Regions from separate parts of the Homo sapiens genome. Here region 1 is linked to region 2. Evidence: read pairs that join two places in POLR2A ChIA-PET (ENCODE). Cell type or tissue: CD4-positive, alpha-beta T cell. All regions are shown on one strand. Each heading gives the region's core, and the rest is flanking DNA. Links, peaks and the distances in the headings are about the cores only. Region 1 overlaps LINC01725 (long intergenic non-protein coding RNA 1725). Region 2 has its middle 62 kb from the start of LINC01712.

Region 1 (2,920 bases), core at 202-2,701, 180 kb after region 2:
TTATATGTTTAAATAATTTAATTTTAAAATTAAATAATAAATAGCAGAAAAATTCTTTGAAGGATTTACCTGTACTCAGTGTCTAATTCCTCTCCTCCAATCATTAGTCAAGTTAGTTGGAGGAATGCGGCTGCCTTTTCATCAAGTTCCTGATAACATTCAGGTCTATGAAAGGGAAGGGGTGTGTAGGGGGATGAGAAGCCGGTGTGGGGAAGGCAGCAGGATACAGCTATTTATGAGCCTGGGCACACTTGGAAAACAGTCTCATGCATGACCTTACAGCCAACACTCTTATGGGGAGCACTTATGACACTCATCAGTGTCTCATTTATGACAGTACCACTGAGGAATATCAGTACGTTCAACTCTTTCATCAAACTCTTTCCATCAAACTGTTAAACTGAAGGTATGTTCAAACCTTTCATCAAACTGCAGAAGAAAAACCATATGTATGGAGAAATAAGTGACTAAATTCAACTAAAGTAAGTACAATGAAGACATAGACAACACCATCTATTAATGTATTCTGTCCATGGCACCTAGTATAAAAACATGTATTAGGTGATCAGTGCATATTGATTGGGTCATGAATATAAAATTCATTGTTTCCATTCAGAAATTGGAAAACATTCTCCATAAACGCGGATGAACAGTAGAAAGTCATCCAACATGATCCCATTCATGCATCTCTCATGCATATGCATCCTCACTAACTCTTTCTGCTGTCATTGCTAACCTGGGACCCCCACTCCCACCCCTCCTTCTCCAAGCCAGACGCACCTGCTACCCTGGGCACTCACTGCTGCTGCCATGTCTTGCTGTGTAATGCCATTGTCAACCTCCCTGCCTGGTGTGCGTGCCATTCTCCTTCACCGGAGGAAGGAATGTTTAATTATTTTTAATCAGTGGACATGGCATCTTGCTAGACAGCGACACTTGGGGGATCCAACACCATCTGCCTTCCACCAGGCGCCAGCTGCTCTGGTAGATGTCGGTAGAACACCTTAGGACATAGCCTTCTGCTGCCAGGTGCCTACAAGCGGCTGCCACTCGGCACCATCTCCAACATGAGCTGCCACTTGGGCTCATTCCCTGTCATGGTTTGCCTCTCATCCCTGCACTCTTTCAGGCAGGTTCTCCACAGCCCCAGCTCCCAGAACATTTCCCAAACAACCCAGTAGCCTGCCAGTAATCATAGGGTCCAAACATAAATGTTACCCTAACCCAAATGGCCACGGATCTTTCCATCACCATTAGTCAACCTAATGGATCTGCTGACTTCAGTCCCACAGAGAACGGCCACTGACTTCACAGCAGGCAGACCCATGGAGAGCAAGGGTCAGCCAGCTACTGAGCATTTAAAACAGTGGGGAAGGAAAAGGGGAGGGAAATGCCTCTCAGATAAATCACCGGAGCTGTCTGGGGTGAGCAGTGCCCGTGGTAAGTGAGCTCCTGCAAGTTCCTGTCACAGACCTGTCCCTTCCACCTCCTACCCTTAAGGCAGTTCCTGCAGCTCTCACAGCTGTGCCCACACTTTCACTCCTGCAAAGAACGTCTCATTGGCTTCAATTGCTTTAGCGGCTCAGCGTGGTCCCTGTCGGGAGCACTTGTCACCTCCTTCCCAAGCAGCCCGCTTGACACCCAACCTAATTCCTACTTGGTGAACCAAGCCCCCAAGGTTCCTTTCACCCCCACCCCTGCCCCCCATTTTGTGAAGAGCCAAATTCAGCAGCTCCAATCTCAGCTTTATTTTCATGCAAAGTGAAAGAGCTCAGCCACCCGGCACTGGCTGAAGGGTAGATAAAAGCCCCAGCTGTGCCTGCTCTGGGAGTCACTTTCACCTCCAGCAGGAAAGCAAACTGTTTTTGTGCCTGAGGGAAATTATGGAGCCTCACACTTTCATCCAGAGACGGACAAAGGGGAGGTCAGGTGCTGCATCTGCCAGAAATGGGGACGTGTGAAATGTGATTAACCCAAGGAGAAGCCACACAGAGCCCGGCTGGGGCCTCTCCTGTCCCTGTGTGTTTCCCAGTGTCAGAAGCAGGCAGAAGAGTAAACAAAAGCATTAAATAAATATTTTTCCGTTTAACCCATGTGTTAATACAGATTTTTACAACCTCGACAGCACTGACTGAATCAATAGTTGCAAGTATTAGCCTGAATAATGAAGGAAGTAGTGTACATCTGTTGATTTCTCTGCATTTGTGAAAAGAAGGGGGGTGGGGGGGTGAGGAGGGGAAGAGATTCCAGAATGAGCGTGTAATCACATTGTACCCTGCCTGTCCGCAGCACAGCTAAGCCTATCGGGCCCATCAGATGAACTCGCTAATGCTATTTCTCAGGCTAAATACAAACCGCTGGTGCCTGTAGAATTAAACTCATCAATAGCTAAGCTCTCCTGCATTTACAGGAAGACACAAATAAAATTCCTACTGATATGCCCATCAGAGTGGGAAGTTATCTGTCTCTTTCGAACAGACTTTCTGTAAGAGCTCTGTGTGGTAAATGAAGCTACCAGTACATTTGTCTCTTTGTCAAAATAAATAATGCCAATTTCATTTTTGAACAGTGTGCTTGGGCTGTATTCATTATTGTGTTAGGGTTTTGTTTCCGCCAAAACAGCCCTCCCCAGCCCTGCTGCTTGGACAACTTGTCTCTGATTAGGGATGTGTGCTGAAAACGGAAACTGTTTGAAATTAACTAGAGACGTATTAAATAATCACAAAAGAAATTCCGGTAAAAAATAGAGTCAGTTATCAAAAGATTAACACGGTTCTTTGTTCCGTTTTTTTTTTTTTTTTTAGACAGGGAGGGGAAGCAATTTTCAAGACAGACACCAATGCTTTAAAAGGATTTTTCAGAGGTGAATTACTTAATCCTTCGTGACTAAGGAAATCTTTGTGTGCACTACAGAGGATGG
Region 2 (2,920 bases), core at 99-2,598:
CATGAGCCACTGTGTCCAGCCAGATAGTCTTCTTCTTAAGAGACTGGAAAACTAATTTTTCTAATACTAAATTTTATGCTCTTTTCTTTAGAAATAATGTAATAAATAAGCAGTTAAACTTCATACAAGTTTAAAAAGAAACAACTGGAGCTCAAAATGTATTTTTCTATTAATTATTCTACATTCTGGAATAATAATTTTTATACCAGTTGACTATATCTCTGGATGACTAAATAGTAATAATGAAATGGAGAATAGTGCCAAAATTGAGAAACTAAAATATATTTTAAACTTTACTAAATTTATAGTCACCACTCAGAGAGTGCAAGTGCTCTAACAGAGAAATGTGTTCTTTTCTATGAGATGTGGATTGCTTAAAATCTAGTTGAGCTAGAGCCTAGTTCCAAAAGAATTTGTTCCAAAAGCAACCAGGCATTTTTCAAGTCTATGCAGATTCCCTTTATGTATATATGGTTGGTGGAGGGGCAGTGTAAATATGGGGAGTGGTGATGATGAGCATACTGAATCTCTATACTCATCCCATCCCACTAATGCTTTGAACCCATTAATGTGTTAAATTTGAGCCTCAAAATGACCTACTGAGACAGTAGCTTTCTTGGATGAGATATGAAACATTCTTTGCCTGCTTTGATCATTGAAGATAGTCTTTTCAGAATCTGAAAAATTCATTCAGTTTATCTTATAAGATACATCTCTTAGGGGTAGCTTTGCCAATGATGAAATAATAGCATCATCCCTGTTGTGGGTTGGGGACATTTAGTCTTGCTTGTATCAAGGGAGGCATACATGGAAGATTTAGCAGCTATAACAAGAACCTTCTTGCCAACTGGGCATTTAGGAGAATATGGCCTGCAATTGAGCCAGAGGGACAGTGTTACCATGCTGAGTGTTTTACTATGATTTATGCATCTGTCTCCTCTCTGTCTCTCTCTCTCTCTTTTTTTTTTATGACTTCCCAAAAACTCAGGTTTTGTTCCAGTGTGTTCACTTTTTGGGAAATGTAGATAAGATTAAATTTCTTAGGCCCAGCTTCATGCAGGATGGATAGAATTCTGACTTGAGCTTTGCTGCAGCATTTATCCTTTGTACATGAGCTTAGGTGCCCTTAAGCATTTGGTACACTTAAAGTAAATCAAACAACAAGTAAATAATTTGAGCTCATCTGCCTGTTACTCAGACTCTTCAATAGGAAGTCCATGTTTTTTAACGTAAAAGCATTAGTGTTCAATGTTTAAATCTTTTGTGATATGTGTCTCCATGGCCTCAGAAACAGGATTTGAGGAGATTATGGAGGTCATGTGGTTTCCTTGATGTCTTCGGAGTGCCAAGGAAGAGAAAGGGAATCAGGATATTACTTTCCACGGTGTGGAACAAATTACATTTTTGTGCAACATTTTTATGAATTTTAATTCGAAAGTTATCTGCAAATCTAGCTTACCTCTTATAAACACGTTTTCAGAAGATAATTACTATTAGTAAGACTGCTGCAAAATACCAAGCAGAATCAGGAAGACAGGTATCTGACTTCAAAGCTATTCTTACTCCTCACTTCCCTTCCCCGAACTCTCAACTCCACCCAAAAGCAAGTCTCTTTTTAAACTCTGAGATTTCGTGCAAGTCTGGAGTCTGGCTCTGACCACAAGGCAGGAAATAGCTCATATGCAGCATCCAGAGAAGAAAGTTACAAGACAAAAAAAAAAGAAAGCCCACACATGCACACACACATTTCTTTTTTATCTGATACTTTACAAAGTTTATTTGGAAGAAAGGTTGAATTGCGCTTTTTGTTTGTTTTGTTTTAAAACTGCCTGTTCCCAAATGGCTGATGAGCATTGAGTTGAGATGAGGACAAGTTGGCTGTTAGCCTGAAGGCTCTTCCTTGTTGCACCCAAAGGGAATTGTAGAAAGATTTGGAATTCTTCAGATCTTTAGCTTAGAGACCATGGGTGGAGCCTACTTGCACAGCATTCAGCTGATGGTTGCTAATTAAATGCTTGCCCAGTAACTTCAACTGGCCAGACTATTTCACAGGAGAGGAAAAACACCCCATGAGGTAACTGCCAGGGAAAGAGGGATGTCTGGCAAAGCTTGCTAGAAACCAGAGGTGCTAGCTTGGAGTGTATTTCTCTCTGAAGAATAAGTGGTAGCCAACCTGGAATCTGGGTCAAATAAAGCATACTTTAAGTCCACCCATAGGAAAAGGACAGAATTGAGAGGAAAAAAGCTAAAATAGTTCTATTAAATTAACGAACGACAATTAAGTAAATAAAGTCAAACAGTTGTGATTTCTAACTTCATAGTTAACAGAAGTTTTCAAACCGATAAATTTAACTCCATTCTAGTTTAGATTGAGGTATGCATAAACACCACTTCTAATCCTTCCACAGTCTGGGACCTTGGCTGGGTCAGTTTCTATTTACACTGGAGTAATTATTAATAGCACCCTCTTCTACTCCCAAAAGAGTCCAAGTTTGGATGATAAATTTTATGTTCATGCTTTCCATGACCAATGCCTTGCAAGACTTCAGATGGTTTCTAGTGATATATTATAATGTGATAATTAGGGAGTCACTGACAAGCCTAGTAAGGCTAATTGTATCAAAACTTCTTAAAAACACAACCAGAGTGAAGAATCCAACAGTGCTTCAGCAATTAGTTGTAGTTAAGTACAAACCCAAAACAAATTAACTCTGTCATGAGATGCCAAAACAAGTTAATAAGTTATCTTAAATTGCACAAACTGAATTCTAATGTCCAGAGCCAAGGAACATATTGCTATCTCTTTTCGTGTTTCTGAATTGTGCCTCAAGAATAGTATTTCTTGCTAAGCATACGTTGCAAGAAGCACTAATAAACTGAAGCACGTGCAGAAAAACAACCACAAGGATGGAAACATTTT

The links. ChIA-PET counts read pairs that join two places held together with the same protein. Peaks named below come from ENCODE experiments on the same cell type or tissue, not always from the same donor. Only the 100,000 strongest peaks of a DNase experiment are listed, where the experiment ranks them.
Region 1: POLR2A ChIA-PET joins it to region 2 with 6 read pairs; 2 of 35 experiments call an interaction of 5 or more read pairs at or near these places.

The regions. Positions count from the first base shown.
Region 1 is chr1:83,691,277-83,694,196 of GRCh38, forward strand. The region is part of intron 2 of LINC01725 (long intergenic non-protein coding RNA 1725); the gene reads right to left. Among named protein-coding and RNA genes, the nearest start is that of LINC01725, 170 kb to the right of the region's middle. RefSeq lists enhancers at 996-1,530, 1,531-2,066. In CD4-positive, alpha-beta T cell, for the core only: no CTCF peak of the experiment used is centred there; no DNase peak of the experiment used is centred there; H3K4me3 peaks cover 1,293 bases.
Region 2 is chr1:83,506,963-83,509,882 of GRCh38, forward strand. No RefSeq gene overlaps it. Among named protein-coding and RNA genes, the nearest start is that of LINC01712, 62 kb to the left of the region's middle. RefSeq lists an enhancer at 1,541-1,700. In CD4-positive, alpha-beta T cell, for the core only: no CTCF peak of the experiment used is centred there; a DNase peak (open chromatin) is centred at 1,629; H3K27ac peaks cover 997 bases.